3 separate regions of the Homo sapiens genome follow, and regions 2 and 3 are each linked to region 1. A link is a contact called in ENCODE Hi-C or POLR2A ChIA-PET data. All regions are on one chromosome and are shown on one strand. The core of a region is the stretch at or near the end of the contact, and the rest is flanking DNA. Distances in the headings are between cores, read along the strand shown.

What was found. Hi-C counts contacts between places; a loop is a spot of excess contacts on that map. ChIA-PET counts read pairs that join two places held with the same protein, here RNA polymerase II (POLR2A). Pooled maps may share reads with other maps.
Region 2: a loop to region 1 is called in a map of CD4-positive, alpha-beta T cell, with 3 times the contacts of the local background. The contact joins the promoter of PANO1 here to the promoter of SIRT3 in region 1. A Hi-C loop is called at or near these places in 2 of 168 maps with a recorded cell type or tissue (CD4-positive, alpha-beta T cell and naive thymus-derived CD4-positive, alpha-beta T cell), 3 of 37 single-sample maps with no recorded cell type and 11 of 50 pooled maps. POLR2A ChIA-PET finds 5 or more read pairs at or near these places in 1 of 52 experiments (naive thymus-derived CD4-positive, alpha-beta T cell).
Region 3: a pooled map shows a loop between it and region 1 (8-fold over the local background). The contact joins the promoter of GATD1 here to the promoter of SIRT3 in region 1. A Hi-C loop is called at or near these places in 6 of 50 pooled maps. POLR2A ChIA-PET finds 5 or more read pairs at or near these places in 2 of 52 experiments (Caco-2 and activated CD8-positive, alpha-beta memory T cell).

The regions. Positions count from the first base shown.
Region 1 is chr11:234,657-237,821 of GRCh38, forward strand. SIRT3 (sirtuin 3) reads right to left here and starts at 1,686. Exons shown (of 7, transcript NM_012239.6): 1 at 1,392-1,686. The coding sequence starts at 1,672. PSMD13 (proteasome 26S subunit, non-ATPase 13) reads left to right here and starts at 2,320. Exons shown (of 13, transcript NM_002817.4): 1 at 2,320-2,488. The coding sequence starts at 2,394. RefSeq lists a silencer at 1,752-1,831 and enhancers at 1,982-2,171, 2,332-2,571.
Region 2 is chr11:796,376-799,540 of GRCh38, forward strand. PANO1 (proapoptotic nucleolar protein 1) reads left to right here and starts at 1,251. Exons shown (of 1, transcript XM_034751809.2): 1 at 1,251-2,817. The coding sequence starts at 1,251. The coding sequence ends at 1,898. It overlaps SLC25A22 (solute carrier family 25 member 22), which reads right to left and starts at 1,906. Exons shown (of 10, transcript NM_001191061.2): 1 at 1,842-1,906. PIDD1 (p53-induced death domain protein 1) reads right to left here. Exons shown (of 16, transcript NM_145886.4): 16 at 2,809-3,165. The coding sequence ends at 2,932. RefSeq lists enhancers at 1-445, 51-190, 751-820, 891-950, 1,091-1,260 and 1 more and a silencer at 1,621-2,280.
Region 3 is chr11:775,815-778,979 of GRCh38, forward strand. It overlaps GATD1 (glutamine amidotransferase class 1 domain containing 1), which reads right to left and starts at 1,673. Exons shown (of 8, transcript NM_182612.4): 1 at 1,585-1,673. The coding sequence starts at 1,648. It overlaps LOC124900301, which reads left to right and starts at 1,764. Exons shown (of 2, transcript XM_047427954.1): 1 at 1,764-1,881; 2 at 2,303-3,165. GATD1-DT (GATD1 divergent transcript) reads left to right here and starts at 1,764. Exons shown (of 2, transcript NR_126343.1): 1 at 1,764-1,881. RefSeq lists silencers at 1,094-1,303, 1,314-2,023, 2,074-2,173.

The DNA of each region.
Region 1 (3,165 bases), core at 436-2,935:
CGCCCGTCTCGGCCTTCCAAAGTGCTGGAATTACAGGCGTGAGCCACCGCGCCCGGCCGCAAGGATTTGTTTTAACAGTTTTGCAGAGTATCACAGATATTAGAATGCGCTCCACGTGTTTGTAGGTCCTGGTCCCTGCTCCATCCATAGCACCTAGAACAGAGTCTGGCACAGAATAAGAGCTCAGTCAGGGCTTCTTGGATGAACGACTGACTCTTCGGGATCTTTGTTTTTTTTTGAGACGGAGTTTTTGCTCTTTCGCCCGGGCTGGAGTGCAATGGTGCCATCTCGGCTCACTGCAACCTCTGCCTTCCGGGTTCAAGTGATTCTCCTGCCTCCGCCTCCTGAGTAGCTAGGATTACAGGCGCCCGCCACCACGCCCGGCTAATTTTTGTAATTTCAGTAGAAATGGGGTTTCACCATGTTGGCCCAGCTGGTCTCGAACTCCTGACCTCGTTATCCACCCGTCTCATCCTCCCAAAGTGCTGGGATTACAGGCGTGAGCTACCGCGCCCGGCCAACTCTTCAGGATCTATTAAACTTTTTTCTTTTTTTTTTCCCACAGGTAGATAAGAGTCTTGCTCTGTCACCCAGGCTGGAGTGCAGTGGCTCAATCATAGCTCACTGCAGCCTTGAACTCCTGGACTCAAGGGATCCTCTTGCCTTAGTCTCAGGAGTAACTGGGACAACAGGCTTGCGCCACCATGCCCGGCTAATTTTTAAATTTTTGGTAGAGATGGGGGTCTCGTTATGTTGCCCAGGCTGCTCTTGAACTCCTGGCCTCGAGCGATCCCCGTCTCAGCCTCCGAAAGTGCTGGTATTACAAGTGTGAGCTACCACTTCGAGACTCACTTTTCACCAACATTTTCAGCAGTTGTGTCAGACAGCAAGTCAATGTGCCATTATTTACTTAAATATTCATCCATTATAGGGCATCTGATACCTAACAACCATGGACCTTAAGATTTTTTCCTATGTAGCCTCAGTTCTTAGATGCAATTACTATGGAGACGGGTACGATCACATGCCAGTGGGAGTATTAACCGCACAACATTTATGAGGGATCATTAAAGCGTTAAATGCATATACTTTTGGACCTAGCAATCCCAGTACTAGGAATTTATGCAAACAGTGAGGTGCCAACAAGGTTATTCACCACAGCATGATGCACAATAACTAAAGGTTAGAACGTATTTCAATGAGGGAATGGTGAAATAAACGACAAAACCCCCATAAGTGACGTCCACAGATCAGCATAAAGACGGAGGCCCCGGTGTTGGAACGCACGTAAACTCCCAGACATGCCGCAAAGGAAACACGGCAAGGTGAGAAAGAGTGGGCGAGGTGTCGACAACGAACACGCAAGAAGTGCTTGTCCTTGCCCAAAATACCTCGAAAAGAAGAAACTGGGAGCTGCTGCCCTCGGCTGCCTCCGGAATGCCCTGGGCACCTCGGGTCTGGGAGGCCTCTGCAAGGGGCGCGCCGGGTCCAAGGGCTCACCGCGGGCCCCATGGCTGCCTCTCAGCCCCGCACTCACATCGTCCCTGCCGCCAAGCACCAGCCGACAGCCGCAGGCCTGAAACGGCCCCACGCCTCCCCCGGCCTCGACCCGTTCAACTACCCGGCCCCACAGCCGGAGGGCTGCCGCGGCGCGCCAACCCCAGAACGCCATGTTCCGCGCAGTCCAAGGAGTCCTCCGGACTCGCCCCGCCCCCGGCGCCCCGGCCCCGCCTCCGCCTCCCACCCCCGCCCCCGGCGCCCCAGCCCCGCCTCCGCCTACCGCCCCCGCCCCCGGCGCCCCGGTCCCGCCTCCGCGCCCCGCCCCCGCCTCCTTGCCGACGCCTCCGGCGCGCCCAGGTAGACGTAGAGGCGAGTAGAGGAAGTTCCCTAGTCTGGTGTCTCATCTCTCGCCCCGGAGGTCAAACCTGGAGCCAGCATTTCTGTACCCTGCGCTCACACCTTTTTCAACCCGGATGGCGGTGATAGTTAATACTTTCTGAGCGCTTTTACTATGGTCAGGCATTATATTTACACCTAATCCTCGCAAAACACTACTGGGAAGATCCTCATTTGACAGGAGCAATTCCGGGTCACAAAGGCTGACACCACAAAGCTAGTCCGTAGCGGGTTCGACCACAGGCGCCCACACTCTTTGACGCCTCAATGGCACAGCCAAGTGCGCGGGAAGTGGGCTGCAAACGCCGGAGAGTTTTGTCCGGAGCGCAGAGACGCGCTGTAACCGAGCAACCAGCGGGGCCCGCCCCCGGCCTGCTACGGCGCTCCCAGCCTGCCCCGCGCCGCTCGGCGCCGGAAGTGAGTGAGCATTTCCGGCAGCCATCCCCGCGGTGCTGACATCCCGGTTGTTCTTCTGTGCCGGGGGTCTTCCTGCTGTCATGAAGGACGTACCGGGCTTCCTACAGCAGAGCCAGAACTCCGGGCCCGGGCAGCCCGCTGTGTGGCACCGTCTGGAGGAGCTCTACACGAAGAAGTGAGCGCCGAGCAGACGGGCCCTGGGCCCCGGCGATAGAGGGAGACGGAGGGGGCAGGCGGGCGGAGGAGCGGACCCTTGATGGGCTGAGGGCGCCCAGACCCAAGTTGGGGGGAAACGGGGACGTGTAGCGACCGGCTGTGCCGGCAAGGTTTGCTGAGGAACCTTGAGTGGCAGGGTCGAGGAATAAGAGGGATGACAGACCACGAGGGCCAAGAGCTGTAGCCAGGATGTTTCGGTCTGAGATTCACTGCTTCCTTAACGGGGGACTGAGACTGAGGCTTCTGAACTCCTACCTCGGGTCTTACTAAAACGGTTCAGGAGTAGCCTTTGATTTTAGCTCTTGATTCCATCTAACAAGCAAACACACTTTCAGGGCCACCACCCACTTTGGGAAACATGTTGGTGATTCGTGCTTAGCCTTGTCATAGTGTAACTGTATCTACAGTTATCTTTCTCATGGTCTGGAGTTGATAAACCAGAGGCTAGTACAGCTTTGCTGTTTTCCCTATTCATTCTGCAGCTGGTTGCACGGGGTGCAACCACTTCCGCCGTCCCATTGTCTTTACCTTCCATTGTATTTCTCATGGGCTTTCTGCCCCTAGAAAGATCTTAAAGTTTAGGTTTGTTTAGAAACAGGATGAATTGCAGAGCAATTAAATTCTTGCTAAGCACTA
Region 2 (3,165 bases), core at 1-2,500, 560 kb after region 1:
GAGAGATGAGCAGGGGTGGGTCTGACTCAGGCTGACCTGGCACAGCGAGGCCACCCACCGACAGGGACCTCAGCGCGTGGCCACCACACCCCCAGCACACATGTGTTCCTGTCTGCTGCCTGTGGGTTGAACCCTATAGCATTTCCTGGCCTGGATCTGTCTAGGGCTGGTACTCTGAGAATGAGGCTTTCTCCGGGCCAGGGTACCCTGTATGTACCTGGACAGGGAATCCGGTGCTGTGGAGCAGAGATGGGCTAACACCCACTCGTGTCTGTGGGATGTGTGTCTGCTAGGGGCAGATGCATGTCAGGGAAGCCTCATGCTGGGCCACAAAAAAGGCCTGCTGTCCACAGGGAAGAGCTAGCTGGGTGCCAGAGGCCACTGTTGCCACCCACAGGCCCTGCTCACCTGGCAGGTCCAGAGGGCACACGAGCTGGCATGCCCAGAGCCCTCTGCCCCACCACCCGTCCCACTCAGGGCTTCACCGTCAGACCTGCCTTTCCCTGCCTCAGCCAGTGGTGGTGACAAGCTGACCTCTGAACTTCTACCTGATCCCTCCTAGCCCCCCCCACCCCTGCCGCCCCACTCTTCGGGTGCAGACTGGCCACAGCTCTCCGGGCTGCGCTGGGCCCTTCATCTCCACTCTAGTCCCTCCCAGGGGTGTACCCTGGCCCTCCAGGGACTGAGCAACCCCCTTCCTCCTGGGAGCCTATCTCCAGTCTGGGATGAGGACACCTGCATGATAGGGGCAATCCTGGAAGTCAGGCCGACCGAGGTGGGGAGCGGCCATTCGTCCCAAGAAGAGAAGCAGGCCCAGAGATCCCAGGGCGGAGAGGCAGGCCTGGGCCCGCACGTCACCCAGTGCAGCGGAGAGGAGCTTCTGGGTGGAGAATGATGACAGTGAGGGGCTCTGCCTGGGGAAGAACCGGCAGGGGTTCCCTCTGAACGCCAACCCCGCCTTTCTCTGCCCTCACTCGGCAGTTCCCACCCCTGGTTTATGAGACAGCTGGCCAGGGCCCTCCCCCTGCACTGATGTTGCTATAGAAACCCTGCAGCCCCAGCCGGGCCCCGGGCTGTGAGCCGTCACTGTCCCCCCTTCATAGTCAGGTGAACTGAGGCCACAGGCAAGCCAGGGAGACAGCAGGAGAGCAGAGACCACCCCACAGGAAGATACCGCTGCTTCCGAATCTGCAGGGGTAAAATCCTCCACCCAAGAAGCCGCCAGGCTCCTCCTACCCCCAAGAAAGGCAATGGGGGTGAGGCTCCGAGTCTGGCCGGCGGCTCCCCATTCAATCTCCCGCTGTCCCCGTCCTCTTGGGGCGGTGCTTTCTATCCTGCTGGCTGGAGGGTCCCGGAAGGGGACTCCAACTGCGCGATGCCTCGGCCAGAGGACAAAGGAGAAGCGGGTTGGGGGCCGCTCTCTGCGCTCGGAGGCCGGCTCAGGCCCCTGCCCTACTGCTGGGGCTCAGCCGACCGCTCCGTCCTCCGCCTGGCCACCGCGACTCCGGCCACGCACGTGTCCACAGATGTCCGGTGAACTCCCACGTGTGCGTCCCACACGGGTCGGCCTTTCTTCCTTGGGCTCGGGCCCCGGACACCCACCCTCGGGGACACGTATGTGCGGGGAGCGCGCCCGGAACCGTCGGGGCCGAGCACGGCGTCTCACGCCAGAGCAGCCGCGGATCGGAGCATCCGCTGGTCCAGGACCCCCCCTCCCGCCCGCCAGGCCACGTTGTTCGGGCAGCTGTCACCTCCCTCGGCCGCCGCAGCACCTCTCGCCCCCGCAGCCCGGCCGCGTTCGGATGGGCGCAGCAGAAGGGAGCCGCCGGGCAGACACTCACCACGCTCGCCGCCGCCGCCGCGCTCGCCTGCCCGCCCCGCGCTCGGCCAGCACCTAGGCGGGGAGGCGCGTCCGCTCGGCGCCGCGCGCGCTCCGCCCTCGGCCTCCTCCGGGCTTCGGCTCCCCCTCCTGGCCGTCGAGGCTACTGCGCCCAGCCAGGCCACAGCCACGCGCCCACCCGCCCCCTGGCCGTGGGTTCCCCCGGGCAGGGTGGCAGTTCTGCGCGCAGAGGCCGGGCCGCGCGTCCCCAAGGTCCTTTCTTGGTTTCCGGGCCTCAGGCCCCTGCAGGCACAAGGACCCGCGGGGCGCGGGCAGGTGGCAGAGCGCCGGTGGATGAGGGTGCCCTGGGGGAGGCGTGGCCTCCAGGGCAGACACAGGTGATCCGTGGAACTGCTGGGCCAGCGCAATGGAGAAGTGGAGGCACAACCCCACCCGCCGAACAGCGACTTTGTATCCAAAGCACCCCACTTGGGGCTGGGCGCAGTGGCTCACACCTGCAATCCCAGCACTTTTGGAGGCCGAGGCAGGCGGATCACTTAAGGTCAGGAGTTCGAGACCAGCCTGGCCAACATGGTGAAACCCCGTCTACTAAAAATACAAAAATTAGCCAGCGTGGTGGCAAGTGCCCTAGTCCCAGCTACTTGAGAGGGTGACGCAGAATCGCTTGAACCTGGGAGGCAGAGGTTGCAGTGAGCTGAGATCATGCCACTGCACTCCAGCCTGGGTGACAGAAACTCCATTTAAAAAAAAAAAAAAAGTAGCCCATGTGGGTTACTTTGTAGCACAGCTCCTCCCTCCCAGGAAGATGAGGACCCACAGGAGGCCCCAGGCACAGTGGGAGAGGACAGGACCAGGATGTGGGGCACCTGTGCACACAGGCCTCCCTCCCCGCAGGGGCCAGGCCTCTACCCCACCACCCTCCGCCCTCCAACGGCTTCTCCATCCAACAAATAAATCAAGCTCTGAGGTGAAAGAAACAGTGCAGTTTTGTTGCTCACAGGGACCCGTCCCCACACACTGGAGAGACTTGAAGGTGGGGGCTCTGCCCATCCACTGGGGAATATCTGGGCCAGCCTAAAAGTCTGTGGGGCCTAGGCCTGGGCAGGCTCTGGGGGCTGTGGAGCCGAGGAGCCAGGCAGAGCGGGGTCCTTGGGGGCCAAGCCCATGCGTCGGATGCTGTCCTGGTACTTGCGGCGGCCGAGCTCCAAGACTGCGCGCACCTCTTCAGCCACGTCCTGCCGGTCACTCTGCTCCAGGGCCTGCACCAGGAGCCCCACAGCCCCTGGCTGCCCAGCCTGGCGCTCAGCCCAGGAGAAGAGCATGTG
Region 3 (3,165 bases), core at 423-2,922, 540 kb after region 1:
GGCTCTGGGGGCCTCTGTCCTACCAGGGGAAGGACACAGCCCCGCCCACCCTGCCTGCCGGAGAGCACTTACAAGTTTATTCCAAAGTAGCGTGAGCTGTATCTCTCTACATTTATTTTAACTCTGGGGCCCAATCCCTCAGCTTCATTTTTATCTTCATTCTTTTTTTTTTTTTTTTTTTTTTTTTGAGACGGAGTCTCGGTCTGTCGCCAGGCTGGAGTGCAGTGGTGCGATCTCGGCTCACTGCAACCTCCACCTTCCAGGCTCAAGCAATTCTCCTGCCTCAGCCTCCCGAGTAGCTGGGACTACAGGAGGGTGCCACCACGCCCAGCTAATTTTTGTACTTTTAGTAGAGACGGAGTTTCACTGTTTTAGCCAGAATGGTCTCGATCTCTTGACCTCGTGATCCGCCCGCCTCAGCCTCCCAAAGTGCTGGGATTACAGGCGTGAGCCACTGCGCCCAGACTCTTCATTCTTATATAAGTTAATACATATTCACTGTAAAATGTCCACTTATCGAGGAAAAACAAAGTGCCCAGTAGACTGCCGCAGGCTCTGTTCCCCCAGCTGCCCGCCCTTCCGGCCTCCTGAAGTGCTGCCCCCAGCCTGCTGGCGCTAAGACCCCACGTCCTCAACATGCCGGACCTCCTCACGCCTACCTGCTCTGGAAACAAGCCCCAACCCACCCCCCCAGGACTGAACCCCACTCGAGGCTCCTCCCACCCGCAGTCTGGGGGCATCACTCAGGACCCCTGGAGCTCAGCACATCGTGACGCCACAACCCCACAGCCCCATCTCCCCGTCCACACTTGAGGAGCTACAGACTTCAAGAGGCAGACCCCTGGGTCGCAACCCCGGCCCCCACCTCTCCGTGGTGCGGTGACCTTGGGCTGCTCACTTCCCTCTCCAAAAGGCTCAGAACAAGGCCAGGCACCCTCGTGCTCCGCTGCTCATCCCTCCCCTGCTGCCCTGAGACCCTGCAGGCTCAGCGCCAGGGGACGCACCCCGCTGCGCTCCGACCCGCGTGAGCCCCAGGCCAGTACTGCCCTGGTACCCTTGCCCCAGGACGGGGGCCGCGGGGCGCCTTCTCCAGGAGGGGGCTCCGGGTCTCCTCAGAAGCCGGTGGCTCAGAAGGTCAGGGTCCCCGCGGCCGCCCGACCTCAGAGCTGGGTCAACTCCCGGAATGGCCCCTCCCCACACCCGGGCTCCCCTCTCGCAGCGCAGCGGCCTCAGAGACCAGGCCCAGGCACGCGGCTCCCTCCGCTAGAAACGTCGGGCCCGGGCCGCCTCGCCGGGCAGACGAGACTCGGAGGAGCGACGCGGCGCCGGGATCCATCACGACCCCCCGACCCCGCCCCGAGCTCCATCCCACCAACCCGCGACCCCACCCCCGCCCCCGTCCCCGCCCCGAGCTCCATCCCGACACCGACCCCGCTCCGCCCTCCCCCGGCCCCTGCCCGGCGCCCCCAGCGGCCTCGGCCTCCGGCGCCACGTGACGCGCGCCCACCGTGTCCCGAACCTCCCGCCCCGGGCAGCCCCCTCGCGGACGCTCTTCGGACACTGGCCCCGGCCGCCGGGCCTCACCTTCGGCGGCGCCGCTGGCCACGAGCAGACAGGCGGGCCTGTTAGGGAGCCGCTCGGACGCCATGGCTCGGGCTCGGCGCTGGGTCTGCGCGTGCGCGGCGTCTGGGCGCGCCCGGGAGTTCGCGGGTCACGTGCCCTGGCGGCCGGGGGCGGAGCCGGGTGGGACTGGGCGCCTGCGCGTTCGTACCCGGTCCGGGTCGGCTGGGCTGCCCGCCGCTCCGCGCGCCCGGGCGGTCGCAGGTCGCGCCTGCTTTGGCCCCGGCGGGTTCGGCATCCGAGCCTGGCAGGGGCCAATAGGTAGGGTCGCGAGGGTCCTCCCCGGCCGCATGCGCAGTCTGAGCGCGCGCGGGGTAGGGCTCTTGGCCTGGGGTGGGGGCGCGGGCATCAGCAGAGCCAGGCGGCGGTGTCGGGGCGCGAAGGTGCCCGTGGTGTTCCGGTGGCCACACCCGAGGAGCAGGGGAGACCGGGGGGCTGCGGGGTCAGAAGCTCCGGGTGTCCCCGGAGACTAGGAGGGGGACGGCGGGGTCCAGGAGGCGGGGTGGGCTCCGCCGGCCCAGGACGGGGGCGTCGCGGGGAGGCCTGCAGGGTTGTGGGGCGTCGGGCTGAGCTCCTGGGAGGACGGAGTGTCACTTCCTGAGATGGGGACACCTCGGGCGTGCTGGCTTTGGTGAGGAGAATTGAAGCAGTTTTTCTTTTTTTTTTTTTTTTTTTGAGACAGGGCCTCTGGAGTGCAGTGGCGTGATCTCGGCTCACTACAGCGTCTGCCTACCGTGTTCAAGCGATCCTCCCACCTCAGCCTGTTGAGCAACCGGGACCCCAGGTGCACACTCCACCACGCCCAGCTAATTTTTTTGTGTTTTGGGTAGAGAGGGGGTCTCACTGTGTTGTCCAAGCTGGTCTCGAACTCCTGATCTAAAGCGATCTGCCTGCCTTGGCCTCCCAAAGTGCGAGGACTACAGGCGTGAGCCACCGCGCCTGGCCTGAAGCAGTTTTTCCTTAGACTGTAGTTGGAGGGGGTGAGACCACGTGGAGTGGTTGGCAGACAGGCAGGCACCCTTTGAGGCCAAAAGGGCGCTTGAGACAGAGCCAGCAGGCGAGCGGGCCGCCCAGGTCCCTGGCCCCCTGCTGCCAGTATGAAGGTCCCACCAAGCCTCTGCTCCAACCAGGGGAACCGTCATGGTTGGGAACAGCCAAGGTGAGGAATTCTGTGGGTCACACCCCCTGAAAACCACTGGCCTCCGCCGGGCGCGGTGGCTCACGCTTGTTATCCCAACACTTTGGGAGGCCCAGGCGGGTGGATCACGAGGTCAGGAGTTCAAGACCAGCCTGGCCAAGATGGTGAAACCCCGTCTCTACTAAGAAAAATACAAAAATTAGCAGTGGCAGCACCTGTCATCCAAGCTACTTGGGAGGCTGAGGCGGGAGAATCACGTGAACCCAGCGGGGGCAGAGGTTGCAATGAACCAAGATTGCGCCACTGCACTCCAGCCTGGGCGACAGATTGAGACTCCTTCTCAAAAAAAAAAAAAAGCCACTGGCCTCTGGCTCCCCCTGGCCCAGCCTGGAGAAGGGTCCCTGACC